Regions from separate parts of the Homo sapiens genome. Here all the other regions are linked to region 3. The links are chromatin loops, found by intact Hi-C in ENCODE. Cell type or tissue: endothelial cell of umbilical vein. All regions are shown on one strand. Each heading gives the region's core, and the rest is flanking DNA. Links, peaks and the distances in the headings are about the cores only. Region 1 overlaps MCTP1 (multiple C2 and transmembrane domain containing 1). Region 2 overlaps MCTP1 (multiple C2 and transmembrane domain containing 1). Region 3 overlaps MCTP1 (multiple C2 and transmembrane domain containing 1).

Region 1 (4,790 bases), core at 1,339-3,838, 210 kb before region 3:
TGGCTAGGGCAAGTAAGGGTATAATGGTATGATATATAAAGATGGAGAAGATGGGAAGCAGCAGCTGGGAAGGGAAAATTAAAAGTTTTCCTTTAGATGTGATAAGTTGAGAGGAATATTATCACCTATTCTAGAGCTCAGGGAAGAGACGGTGGCTAGAGATACAAATTTGGGAGTCATTGATATATAAATGCTATTTAAAACCTCAAACTGGTTGAGAATCATATAGGGAGTTACTAGATACAGAACAGTAAGAGGTTAAGGACTATACCCGGTAGTGCCCCGAACTGTAGACGTGAGATAGACAGGGAAAGTTTAGCAAAAGAGAAAGAGCAGCCAGAGAGGTGGTGGAAAAGCCAAGAAAGCACAGTGCCCAGAAACCAAATTTTAGTAACATGTGAAGAAGGAGGAAGCTTTCAGCTTTGGTCAAAATGCTCCTAAGAGGTCAAGTAGTGTGGACTAATTAACCATTGAAACTGGAATATTAAGATCAATCTGGACCTAGACAGGGTTGTTTTGCTGGAGTAACATGGCCTAAGGCCCAACTGGAATGTTTGGAGGCAGACAGGGAGGTGGGAATGGAGAGGGAAAATAGTGACTGCCTCCTACATTGTTTCTTTGTTGACTTTTTGTCTTCATGACCTGTCTAGTGCTGACAGTGGAGTATTCAAGTCCCCCACTATTGTTGTGTTGCCTTCTGTTTCATTTGGTAGGTCTAGTAGTAATTGTTTTATAAATTTGGGAGCTCCAGTGTTAGGTGCATATGTATATTTAGGATTGTGATATTTTCCTGTTGGATTAGTCCTTTTATCATTGTATAATGTCCCTCTTTGTCTTTCTTAACTGCTGTTGCTTTAAAGTTTGTTTTATTCTGATATAGGAATAGCTACTCCTGCTTGCTTTTGGTTTCTATTTGAATGGAATATCTTTTTCTACCTCTTTACCTTAAGTTTATGTGAGTTCCTATGTGTTAGGTGAGTCTCCTGAAGACAGTAGAAACTTGGTTGGTGAATTCTTATCCATTTGCCATTCTGTATTTGTATTGAGATGTGAGCTACTATTCTGTTTATTGTGCTATTTGTTGCCTGAATACCTTGTTTATTTTTTCATTGTGTTATTGTTACATAAGTCCTGTGAGATTTATGCTTTAAGGAGGTTCTATTTTGGTGTGTTTTGAGGATTTGTTTCAAGATTTAGAGCGCCTTTTAGCAGTTCTTGTAGTGCCAGATTGGTAGTGGTGAATTCTCTCAGCATTTGTTATGTCTGGAAAAGACTGTATCTTTCCTTCATTTATGAAGCCTAGTTTCTCTGGATAAAAAATTCTTGGTTGATAATTGTTTTGTTTAAGGAGGCTAAAATAGGACCCCAATTACTCTAGCTTGTATGGTTTCTGCTAAGAAATCTGTTAGTCTGATAGGTTTTCCTTTATAGGTTACCTGATGCTTTTGCTTCACAGCTTTTAAGATTCTTTCCTTCATCTTGACTTTAGATAACCTGATGACTATGTGCCTAGATGATGATCTTTTTGTAATGAATTTCCTGGATGTTCTTTGAGCTACTCGTATTTGGATATCTAGATCTCTTGCAAGGCCAGAGGAGATTTCCTTGATTATTCCCTGAAATGTGTTTTCCAGACTTTTAGATTTCTCTTCTTCCTCAGGAACACCACCAGTTATTCTTAGGTTTGGATGCCTAACATAGTCCCAAACTTCTTGGAGGCTTTGTTCATTTTTAAATATTTTTTGTCTTTGTCTTTGTCAGATTGGGTTAATTCAAAAGCTTTGTCTTTGAGCTCTGAAGTTCTTTCTTCTGATCATTTTATTCTATTACTGAGACTTTCCAATGCATTTTGCATTTCTCTAAGTGTATCCTTGATTTCCAGAAGTCGTGATTGTTTTTTATTTATGCTATCTATTTCACTGAAGATTTTTCCTCTCATATCGTGTATCATGTTTTTGATTTCTTTAAGTTGGAGTTCACGTTTCTCTAGTGCCTCCTTGATTAGCTTAATAATGGGCCTTCTGAATTCTTTTTCTGGCAATTCAGAAATTTTGTCTTGGTTTGGATCCATTACTGGTGAGCTGGTGTGGTCTTTTGGGGATGTTAAAGAAACTTGTTTTATCGTAATACCAGAATTATTTTTCTGGTTCCTTCTCATTTGGATAGGCTATGTCAGAGGGAAGATCTGGAACTCAAGTGCTGCTGTTCAGATTCTTTTGCTCCATGGGGTGCTCCTTTGATGTGGTGTTCTCCCCCTTCCCCTAGGGATGGGGCTTCCTGAGAGGCGAACTGCAGTGATTGCTTTTGCTCTTCTGGGTCTAGTCACCCAGCAGAGCCTACCAGGCTCTGAGCTGGTACTAAGGAATGTCTGCAAAGTGAAATAGACTCTGTGTGGGTCCTTGCTTGTATTTTTCTTTAGTGTGCTGGTTTTGTGTTGGTTGGCCTTCAGCCAGGAACACAAGAGTGCACCACTGCACTCTAGCCTGGGCGACAGAGCAAGACTCTGTCTCATTTTCCAGAGCGTATCAGCTGCAGCTGTATAAGCAGGATCAGGCAGTGGGTGGGGTTATAGAGCTCCCAAGAGATTATGTTCTTTGTCTTCAGCTGCCAGGGCAGGCAGAGAAAGACCACTAGGTGGGGACAAGGATAGGCCTGTCTGATCTCAGAGTCTCCTTGGGTGGGCCTTGCTGCAGCTGCTGTGGGGGATGGGAGTGTGGTTCTCAGCCCAATGGAGGTATGTTCACAGGGGGATTATGGCTGCCTTTGCTGAGTCACACAGGTCACCAGGGAAGTGGGGGAAAGACGGCAGTCACAGGCCTCACCCAGTTCCCACATAGCCTGCAGTCCACTTAGGAGCATGCTGACCAAAGTCAAGAGTTTCCCCATTCTCAAAACACTACAGAAATTTGATTTGTAGGCACTACATTTTTTTGCTTTCCCACCACCTCACTGACTGCTTTATCGTAATCTCTTTTACTAAATTTTTCCTATTTTACCTCTACAATTTGGGATCCCACCTGGTATAGTACTTAACTTCCTCCTGTTTTCTGTCTAGTAATTCCTTATATGATCTCAACCAGCTTGGGTTTTAAATAGACACAAGCAAAATTCCAATTTTGGTTACCAGTCAGTGTACATTAACTGTGGTAATTGCAATAAAGCACAACTGCTACCTCTTCAGTCCACAAATCACTATGCAAATAACGAATGTGCAACTTGATCAGTGACCAATCACGTTACTCCTTTCACTGCATGTCTGTTATTCAGCTCATGCACAGATGGCAAAGCATATAGCTATGTTTCTTGTCGCTCAGTGATATAACTGGATAATAGAGCTTTTAAGATACTACTCTTAATGCTTAATGTTTTTTTAATGCTCCAGATAACCGTGATTCTCTTGGGGACTTAAATGAAAATGTGAATATTTGCTTTCTACCATTAAACATAACTTCATTAATCCAGCCAATGGATCATAGAATTATTTCAACTTCTAAATCTTAGATGGACTTTCAGACAGAGTATTAAACCGGAGATCATACAATTTATCTGAGTTTTGTAAAAGCACATTGCCTTTGGAGTCTTCCCTACAGCTCTGCCTAGGGCCCAACTCATCAGATTTTGGACTCATTAAATCTCCACAATCACAGGAGCCAATTCCTTAAAATAAATCTCTTTCTCTCTGTGTGTATGTGGGTACATGTAAATATAAATATATAAATATAGATATAAAAATAAATATATATTTCTATGTATACACACCCTAATTCTGTTTCTCCGGATAACCCTAATATATATTATGTGTATATATTATGTATGTGTATTTCATGTCTCTCTCTCTCTCTCAAATTAGCTGGGCATGGTGGCGGGCGCCTGTAGTCCCAGCTACTCGGGAGGCTGAGGCAGGAGAATGGCGTGAACCCAGGAGGCTGAGCTTGTAGTGAGCGGAGATTGCACCACTGCACTCTAGCCTGGGCGACAGAGCAAGACTCTGTCTCAAAAAAAAAATGTAGGTATATATATATTTTTATTTTTTATATTTGAGACAGTGTCTCACTCTGTTGCCCAATCTTGGCTTACTGCAGCCTCGATCTCCCAGGCTCAGGTGATTCTCCCCACTTCAGCCTCCTGATTAGCTGGGACTACAGACATTACAGGCATGCACCACCATGCCCAGCTAATTTTTTGTATTTTTAGTAGAGACAGGGTTTTGGCATGTTGGCCAGGCTGGTCTCAAACTCCCGGACTCACAAAATCTATCCTCCTTGGCCTCCCAAAGTATGTATATGTATTTTTAAATGAAAACTTATTGGAGAAAAAGACTTTATATCAATACTGCTGTTTTTGTTGTTGTTTAAAACAGAGTCTCACTTTGTCGCCCAGGCTGGAGTGCAGTAGTACAATCTCAGCTCACTCCAACCTCTGCCTCCTGGATTCAAGCGATTCTCCTGCCTCAGCCTCCTCAGTAGCTGGGATTACAGGTGTGTGCCATCACACCTGGCTAATTTTTGTATTTTTAGTAGAGATGGGGCTTCACCATGGTGGCCAGGCTAGTCTCGAACTCCTCGGCTCAAGTGATCTGCCCACCTTTGCCTCCCAAAGTTCTGGGATTACAGGCGTGAGCCACCACGCATGGCCTACTACTGCTCGTTCTTATGTGCCCCAGACCTAGAATAGTGCTGGGCATACTAAACAAATATTTGTTAAAAAAAAATACATTTTATCAATTAGAATAACAAAGATAGTTTTTAAGTCCTTTCACATCAAGTAGCTCATTTGATTTTCTCAAGGAG
Region 2 (4,790 bases), core at 1,387-3,886, 270 kb before region 3:
GGAGGACCACTTCATTTGAATGAAATGATGATAAGCATTTCTCTGAGGACTTTTTTTCTCACTAAGCCTTTGCATAGGCGTTTTGATTCATAAAGGTGTTGACGTTCATTAAACTTTATACTCATTTTATATTTTTATTTTCTTTGCCTATTTTCACTCAGTGAGAGACTGTGGTTCAGTGTTTCCTTTTTTGGAAAGCATGTAACTTTCTAGCTTTTCAGACTATTTTGCTTTGCGGAATTGTGCTTTAAATCTCCCCCAGAAGGGGAAGTGACTCATTTCTATACAGTAGCATGTAGGTGTTTGATGAATGTTGCTGCCAGGTAGAAATAGACTGTAATGCCAGTGTAAATGGAGTTTTACAGCTACTAAAATTTGAAGGATTTCAATTTTCTTAGGAATTTAATTGGGGAAAATTACTTCAGAAGTTTGCAGGAGCACTATGTTCTGAGGGAGAACTTTGAGCAAATAGAAATATGGTATAAATGTTATGAAATTGCTAACAGCCTAATGTAAGAATAATGTGGTCTTTGAGATGCTTTCCCCCACTAAAATATTGGCTAAGCTTTAGCAGGATGAGGCTCTAGGTGTAGTTTAAAACTTCTGGCTCTTGTGAATTCAGAGGAATCTCCAAGTCTATGTGTTTTTCAAGCTGCTATGGTTTAAAGGAAATGAGTTGTACAGTTATCTTCCTATGCAGACTTCTTAATGTTCTAAAAATAATGGCATTATCCTCATTTTAGAGACCATAAGTTGAGTTACAAATATGACATTGTCCTGCAAAGCAGCTGCCATACTGAGATGTGAGAAAGATCTTGACTTGTGTGGAAAGACTGATGTCAATGTTTTGGATGCACATTTCCCACATGGATAGGGTTTACTGAATATGAAGGATAATAATAGAGAAGATATTTGGCTAATTAAAAGTTTCTTTTCCTAATAAAGCTAGATTTCAATAGTTATAACTGTACCTAGAGCAATACCTTATTATATAGTATGTGCTCAATAAGGTTTCATAAAAATAAATGAATTTAAAACAAAGTACCCCCCAAAATTAGAATCTCTGGTTGGTTTAGAATAAAAGATGGTAAATAATTTTATAGTATAAAATATCCTACTAGGATATTTTCTAATATGTAGTCTCTCTCAATTAAAATGAAGAAAAGAGGTGGGTGGAGAGAGAGAGGGAGAGAGAGAGAGAAGACAACAAAAAAGGAAATACGAGGATTTAACTAGTCAGAATTTAAGCTGTAAGTATGAAAAGAATGTGGATAATAAAAGGAAGATAAGAGATTCTAAAGGTAGAGGAATGTTTAGATTAAACCTAAAATGGCACACTGCTAAGACTTCAGTGTACATGACCAAGTTTTAAACCTGCCAGCCTATACACACCTAACAAAGATCTCACAAAAATAAGCCTGCACTGATTTGATAGATATGTTTGCTGAATATTTTTAAAAGTCTGTTGAATATTCACTATTTGTCAAACACTATCCTAGACAAATAAGGTAAAGCATCTACCCTCAAAAGGTCCATAGTGCAGTGAGGGGAACAGAAGCAGACCAGAAATTACTGTCAAGGGCTTAGGGATGGATTGAAGTTCAGCCTTGGCCTCACTGCTCCACCCAAACCTTGAGAAGTTCTCAGCCTTTGAAAGCTCAAGAGCAAATGCCCACCTTCACTTTGTTTCTGCCATCCCTGAACTTGCGTGTGAACACCAGGTTAGCATCATATCTAATCTATACTACTACATCTCTTATGTGTGCAAGGCATGATTCTCAAACTTAAGGTCAGTATCTGAATATCAGCTTTTAAATGCAGGTAAGCATTGTAGATATAACCTAAAATGAAAATAGCCTTATGTTATTTTTATGTCAAATGTTGAATTCCAAAAAATTAAATAGAAATAGGCAAATTGTACAAACATTAAGAGATACTGATTTCGCTAGTTAACTATATGAAGAACATTATATGTTTTCAATACATATACAGTTATAAAAATTATGAAATTTGTATGTAAATAAATATATATTATAAAAGTTTAAATGCCAATGCAAAGAATAATAATACAGATGAGATCATAGTATATTTCCAACCTTTGTAGAATCGTTAACCCATATAGAAAACTTTATGACTCAAAATTTCATGAGGAGGAAAAATTGGATAAAAATGTGTAATAACATATGTAAGAAATCTTCAATTTGACATAATAAAAAAATTAAAAATGTGAAGAAGAAAATGTTAGAAAAAGTGTGAGGAGAGAGATACAGTGGTATAATAAAATGAAGAGCCTCATAGGAAGAGAGATCATCTGTCCTAATCAACTATCAAAAGCAAGTGACCCTCACCTCTTTCCACCCTCTCAGTCCTTTAGAAATTAGAAAAGCAAAGAAGAGAGTAGTAAACATGTACCCAGGAGTTTCTGTAACTTAATACTGGAAAATACCTATATCAAGAGAAAATAATTAGCAAAGTCATTGAACATCTTTAACCCAAGCCAGGTAGCCTCTGAATTAAGACATTTAGTCTTCAATTACAGACCTCTAGGAATGACTCCTGTTTCTGTTTTGTTTGATTTTCACAAGTCTTATAATTCATCCCCAGAACTAGACTCATCAGATATGTCTGGTGGCAACATCTTTAATTAAACTCTTTATTAAAATCTACAGCTGTCAAAATAAATAAACCTTAAAGCACAGAAATAAATTTGAGAGGGCTTTTCCATTAAGGCATTACCTGGAAGAGATTTTTCCAGAAAATTGAGTGCTCGGACAATGATCACTGTCATAATTTGGGCTAATTGTGGTCATAGAAAGTTTAGGAACTTGAAAACCCCCAAAGCCTAAACTGATTTAAGACTGCCTATTCTGTTTCTGCGCGTCTTCAGGAGATTTCTCCAGGGTGCTTAGATGTGCATCATAACATTTTCAGAATTTTGCCACTGGAGGGCTCAATGGCCTTTTTAATGTTTCTTCTACGAGACCAAATGTTACGTTTGTGTAACAGTGAGATGTGAGACCAAGTTTTTTCTCCCCTTTTTGAGAAAATCTGTTTTGGGTGGTACAGTTAGATGCATGATAGCCAAAAAGCTTTTGTAAATTCCCTGAAAGATGGAAATTTGTCATAGCTACATGTATACTGAAATCAAAAAGGATGCCATTCATCTCTCCCCAGAGAATACAAGGGAATTGAGATTATACCGAGCAAGGCTTGTGCTGAGTTAGATGTGCTGCATATACGCGGTGTGCTTGTGTATGTATGCTGGTGGCAGTGTGGAAGGTGGTGGAATAGTGAGGGCTTAGGGGTCTGTAGTCATCCAGGAATTGTATGATTAATGTAGTTGGTATGAGAATGAGAATAATTTTAAGGACTAATTGGAAGAATATGAGGCTTGGTATCAGGCGACTAGTGATCATGCATTGTTCCAGGATTCCTGCTGCATGTTCGGTTATAAAGGTTGTGACGGCAGTTCTGCTTTTCCTGAATGAGCTATGTGTGCCTGTGGTCCAACCTCTCTGAGGCTGGTCCTGGATCCTGGACTGAGCAAGTGAACTCTGATATGAGTGACACATTGATTTGGCATCTGCGTAATTTTTTGTGATGTTTAGGAGTAACAATGAGGTGTTATGAAAAAAGTTGGAAACAGTGTTAGCCCCCATGCAAAAGTATAAAATCAACATAAAGCAGAGAGATAGAAATATCAGAATGCCTCTCCCAGAATGTAGCAAAAACGCAATTCTATTACATTTGGTATATGATTAAGAGTTAACTATAAACTAACTGAAAGATTCACGTATTTAATGATTAATAATAATATACCAATCCAAAGACAGATGGCTGCTCAGACTGAAACCTCCTTGCAGGTAGCGGAGAGTCAGAGAAAGAAACTGTGGAGAGGCTGGCCTAAGAACTGCCCAAGGAGACCGGCATGGGAACGTCAATTCTTGTGACTTTCTCACATGGCGATGGATGTTTGTTTCTTCTAAAATTTTGAATCACTAACAAATTTCCCTTGTTCCGATTTCATGCTGCTTCTGCTACATTTGGTTTATGAGTTGGCCTTTCATAGATTTGCTACTGCAGAGAATGTACTGGTCATATCAATGTGAATATTCAGATCCATATGTCAGTTATGGTTTGCAGATTGGCCCAGCATCTCGTGTGGCATGCTGAAGGAATCAGGCTCTGTCTTAGCAGAGTCAAAAACAAGGCTCTGGATCATGGTGAATTACCCAAGGTAAATGCTATTTCTTAGGCTACTTGCAGCTTGCCAATTGCCCATTCCAATCTCTACAAGTCCCACTAGATGTTTCACAGAATAAAGCAAAAAAAGAGGCTGGGATCACGAAAATGAATTTTCGAAGAGAAATATCAAGAATTATAATTATACATTTTCTCATCATGTTTTATTAATGAATCAAAGGAGTTAGTGAGCATTTATTTTCCTCTCTTGTGTTCCACTGCAATTTGCCAGGGAAATAACATGGACTCTTTCTCTCCCTTTCAACTCTGGTTTTCTTGCTGTGAAAGAGCAGCCATAACTTCTAGCAAAGGTTCCTGAGGGAGGCAGCAAGTAGCCACCCAGGAGCTTTAGGATGGGGCTTCCTATCTCAGTCGTGCCTAGAGGAACTGAAGCAGTTCTTAATGTACTGGTTTGAGGTCCGTCTTACCAGAGTTCCAACCCACCGCATGTCCCTAGTGGTCTATTACTTACTCCGTTATTTTTAATGGCAAAAACCGTTACTTTTAATGGTTACTTTTGCACCAACCTAATATTTCACAGCCACTCT
Region 3 (4,790 bases), core at 628-3,127:
GTAAAAAAAATTAATAGTACTATATATTGTATCTACTGAGTCACTGAGTCAATTACCAGTCATAGAGCGAATTCCTGGAGGAGACAGGAGTAAGGCCCTTTGGAAAAAATGACATCTAGGATAGTTGTTGTAGTTGCTCAATGTCACCAAGTAATATACAACTTACATTCAAAATTAAAGCAATCCATATTTTCGTTTACCTAAACTTCCAGAAGTTATCAGAAAATTGCATTTAGATACCACCTGCTGTTTATGTCAGATATGAAAGGGAATTTGAATAAGTTATATGAATAAGTATATCCCAAATACATCCATACATATATATCCCAAATTTGAATAAGTTGTATGAATAAGTATATCCCAAATACATCCATACATATGTATCCCAAATTATTCATGTTATATTTGGGATACAACATGAATAATTTCGTCTTGCATGTCTTCAACTCTGCATTTAGGAGAGAAAACTAAGCCTAAAGGTTACCTGAACTGCCTTCTACTACTCTTCAGGAAATAAATATACCTAGTGCCATCCTATGCTACACTTTACCATACTATTATTTTAAATTAATCTATGTGCTATATCATGGTAACTTACCAGAAATTTTAAATTCATTGGAATATTCATGTTCATTATGGAAAAAATGTTGGTTTACTTTTATTTTATTATATGAAGCCACCTGTGATTATAAACCTCTTGCATTTAAATTTTAATATATTTAGTTATTTAGCATTATGAAATATTTCCATCCTAGGGCATAACAAGTCTCCAGCAAAAAATGAGGGAATAGAATAGCTTATGGAAATTATTTTAACACATCCATAAGGTACCCTTTTTGAAGATTTTTAAATCACTGATGTTTTGAATGTCACTATTTTTACAACCTCTCAAATGTGAAGGACCTTATTCTACAAGGATACCCTCTGTTACAATTGGACAGCAAAGGTAGCTAGCTTTAAATATTTGTAGGAAGATCAGTTATCTTCAGAAAGATCCAGCTTAAATTTTAACTGTCCCCACAATATATGTGTTCACTGCTTTTTTTCTTTTGTCTTTTTTCTTATTCCTCCTCCTCCTTCTTCTTGTGACACTGAGTTGCAATTTGGCATTGTTTTCGATGAAGACTTAGCATTATTGAGTAGTTGTAGATTTCCCAAAACGTGAGTAGCTGTTTCTGTTTCATTAAGTGCTAGGTTTGGAATGAGACTGATTTAAACTTGTTAACCAGGAGGCTTATTTATTCTGAGAATGAAAAGCAAGAGTATCATTAATAGACAGCTATTTACATTTTAAATATCTTTAATACTAGTTTAAGGGAAGATAGGCTGCCATCTTGTGTATGCTGTGTTTATTGCTACATAAAAATGGACACATTCAGACCACGTTTAGTTGTGTTGTCTTAAATAACATAAAAGGCTTTAAATATTACACAGAATGTTGAAGTGCCCATCAGTATCCTGCCTTGTAAAAAATAAATAAATATAGCATTAAGAACATGTACTCCTTTGCTACATGAGTAAACATTATAGAAACCGTCCAATTCCTCTTTTTAAAGGAATTTTATTCCAGCATTTAGAAAAAATTGATATTTCCTAGGTCTAGGATAGTCTAGAACTTTTAGACCATGGAATTTATAATTACAAAATAATGTTTTTATAAACAAATTCTAAAGTTAAGGCTACCTGACAAAATGAATATGTGAAAGGTTGTTCTTGAATATGACATTAATAACAAAATCTGAATTTTACTGTAGGGCGAATACTTTCTAGATTCATCTTTCGTACTTTTTGACTTGTTTTCAATTCATTTATCGTCATAAAAAGTATGTCAATGAAAGTAATGGTCCAGATAATAACAACAAAGCATATGCTGCCAGAAAATGCCTGGGAACTTCAAAGTGTGCCCTGCAAGGCGCTCTAACCTTTGGTTTCAATAGCAGAACCACAGGCCTCTCTTTAATTTGATAAGTACTATTGCCATCTTGTGGTTTTATGCAATATTGCAACAAAACAGCACTGGCATATGAAGCTATTGATTTTTTTGAGTCTTTCGAACCAACAAACTAAATCCTTTTTGTATAGTATGTTTATTGAAGATTAACCACATACCACATATTAGTGACTTGGATTTCCTGGGAGTTCTATTACAATAAAATTATTTAAATCCACTGTAAAGTCAATAATAATATAATCTTGAAAACGTGTAATTTCCCTATAATGAAATATAAGGAAGTAACATTTCCCAAAGAGAGATCCAAGGATTGTTGGTCCTAAAAGATGCACTCAAGAAAAGTAGGCCTCATAGTCAAAAAAACTTAGTAAGTGATGCCTGTCAAGCCTCCTTCTTGGAAAGTCATAGTGAACGTTCAATTATTTAAAGGCTACAGAAAAGGAATCTATTTAATTTTCTTCTAAACCAGTATTTTCCAAATATACTTGACCATATAACTCCTTTAAAAAATAAATAATAGCTATTAATGTCATCAGATAATATCTTGCTAAAATATACTTGGTAAAAACACTTTCAAACATAGATTAGTGCATTAGTTAAAAATCTTTCACTGAACCTAAATTAAAAGAACAATGTCTCCAGTTACCCATGTTGGAATCACAACAAGCTGAGGGTCTTGAAATATTAAGGACTCTCAATCACTAAAAGTCCCCTAAGTTAAGAATTTGAAAATGATTAGAAATTTCTTTTTAATACTTGGCTATTAAAATTATGAAATTTTAATAACAGTACCTAAAAGCCACTAAGTGATGGTTGGAAAGAGAAATGTAGCAAATTTTATCCTATGAAGTCAAAACAAAGCAGAGAAAATTAGATGACGAACTACCAAGAGTTGTTCGCCTGGATCTGTTTTTCCTGTGCTAATGAAATTTGCTGACATATTTACCACTTTTAAACCAGGTCACCCTGTGACCAAGACCACACGTTTATAAAATATTGCGCCATCATAATACGTTTTTGGAGATCCTAACAAGCAGCCTCTGTCTCTCTCTGACACCAGTCTCGAACATCTCTGTGTCTATTGCAGACTGAAAAATCTGTCCTTGAATTTTAACTTAACTCTTCAATCTACTCTTGTTAGCTGACATTTTACTTCTTCAAGCCATTGGATATTTACAGTGTCATCAGGGATATGACACCCAGCATGAGAAGTGTTGTGTTTGGAGACAGCCTAGTGTAGCAGTTAAGTTCAGGTTCCAGCAGCCTAGTTGTATGACTTTGGGGAATTTACTCCCTTATTTCATGCTGCAGTTTCTTCAGCTGTGAACTCAAGATAACAATAGAACTCATCACATTGGCTTGTTACGTGGTGTGTGATAGCTGATATAATAAGTGTTCAATAAATGTTAGCTATAGTGATCTAAGTTCCCTTTTATAATGGAAGTGGTACCATTAAGACCCAGCAGACCACCCAGCAGGATTCTAGGAACCATCTCTACCCAACCTTCAGGGGATTTTGACACTTAACCTACACAGTGGTTGAGAAAAAATGTTTCTGGGAGGGAGCAAGAAGCAAAATGCTTCTCAAAAAGATTAACATCTGAGTGTATAGGCCTCTGTGCTAAATTACTAAAAGTTGTATCAGTATTTTTACATAATAGCCAAACTAAATGAAGTTGACATTGTGTACTACCAATAACTGCAGAGAAACCCAATAAGGCCAGATTTTGTGCGAGTGCGTTTTTTGTAAAATGATCATTCCTAGTTTTGAGGGGAACAAAGAAATAGATCATTGTAACAACACTTTGAAATGGGAGAAGGCTTTGTGATCATGTGCAAGAAAAAGCACTAGCTGAACTAGCCCTCAGATTTGAGATTGAGTTTGGGCCCTGCCACATCCTTGGTTTTGTTGTTTTTTTTTTTTCGAGACAGAGTCTCGCTTTGTCGCCCAGGCTGGAGCGCAGTGGCACAGTCTCGGCTCACTGCAACCTCCGTCTCCCAGGTTCACGCCATTCTCCTGCCTCAGCCTCCTGAGTAGCTGGGACTACAGGTGCCCGCCACCACGCCTTGTTAATTTTTTGTATTTTTAGTAGAGACGGGGTTTCACCGTGTTAGCCAGGATGGTCTTGATCTCCTGACCTTGTGATTCCCCTGCCTCGGCTTCCCAAAGTGTTGGGATTACAGACGTGAGCCACCGCGTCCGGCCAGCCACATCCTTATTAACTGTATGACTTGGAGCAAGTTATTAACCCTTCTTGGTTTTCTCATCTATAAAATGGAGGCAATAGTAGACTCACTGAGATAGTGGTGATTAAACAAAAGTATGAGAGCTTTATAGACCAGAATAAATACTTGTCAATAGTGGTATTATACGTAGTATTGCAACAATTGCTTAATACTTTCACACAGTAGTTATATGCCACTGTTTTAGAGTTAAAGAAAAATATGGGTGTCTGGGATTCCTAAACTGTTGAATAGAAGAAACATTGGGCTTGGAGTCTGAAAGTCTAAATATGCCCTCCATTCCTGTCACTTATTAGCTTAATTGTTACGATATTTTGGGCAAGTAACATAAAATTCCAGATTGTTCCTCACCTGCAATGTAGATTGATATTAATAATATATGCTTTTTCCAACTCAAAGTCAGTTTGAGGATTGTTTAATCTGTTTGTGCTGGTATAAAAAAATACTTGGGACTGAGTAATCTATAAATACACAGTTATAGATTTCTCATAGTTCTGGAAGCTGGAAGTCCAAGCACCGGCCGGTTTGGTGTCCAGTAAGGGCCTGGTCTCTGCTTCAAAGATATTGCCTTGTTGCTGGGTCCTCTGGAAAGGAA

What was found. Hi-C counts contacts between places; a loop is a spot of excess contacts. Peaks named below come from ENCODE experiments on the same cell type or tissue, not always from the same donor. Only the 100,000 strongest peaks of a DNase experiment are listed, where the experiment ranks them.
Region 1: it touches region 3 in a loop (8-fold over the local background); 5 of 110 quality-filtered maps call a loop at or near these places.
Region 2: a loop joins it to region 3, with 12 times the contacts of the local background. A loop is called at or near these places in 53 of 110 quality-filtered maps.

The regions. Positions count from the first base shown.
Region 1 is chr5:95,176,088-95,180,877 of GRCh38, reverse strand. The region is part of intron 1 of MCTP1 (multiple C2 and transmembrane domain containing 1); the gene reads left to right. All of the region lies in intron 4 of LOC105379085 (a long non-coding RNA gene), which reads right to left. Among named protein-coding and RNA genes, the nearest start is that of MCTP1, 110 kb to the left of the region's middle. In endothelial cell of umbilical vein, for the core only: a CTCF peak has its summit at 2,610 (motif pointing right); a DNase peak (open chromatin) is centred at 2,537; H3K27ac peaks cover 922 bases.
Region 2 is chr5:95,237,307-95,242,096 of GRCh38, reverse strand. All of the region lies in intron 1 of MCTP1 (multiple C2 and transmembrane domain containing 1), which reads left to right. The region is part of intron 6 of LOC105379085 (a long non-coding RNA gene); the gene reads right to left. Among named protein-coding and RNA genes, the nearest start is that of MCTP1, 45 kb to the left of the region's middle. In endothelial cell of umbilical vein, for the core only: a CTCF peak has its summit at 2,938 (motif pointing right); DNase peaks (open chromatin) are centred at 2,956 and 3,346; H3K27ac peaks cover 1,959 bases.
Region 3 is chr5:94,965,881-94,970,670 of GRCh38, reverse strand. All of the region lies in intron 2 of MCTP1 (multiple C2 and transmembrane domain containing 1), which reads left to right. Among named protein-coding and RNA genes, the nearest start is that of MCTP1-AS1, 10 kb to the left of the region's middle. In endothelial cell of umbilical vein, for the core only: CTCF peaks have their summits at 1,331 (motif pointing left) and 1,992 (motif pointing left); DNase peaks (open chromatin) are centred at 1,330 and 1,930.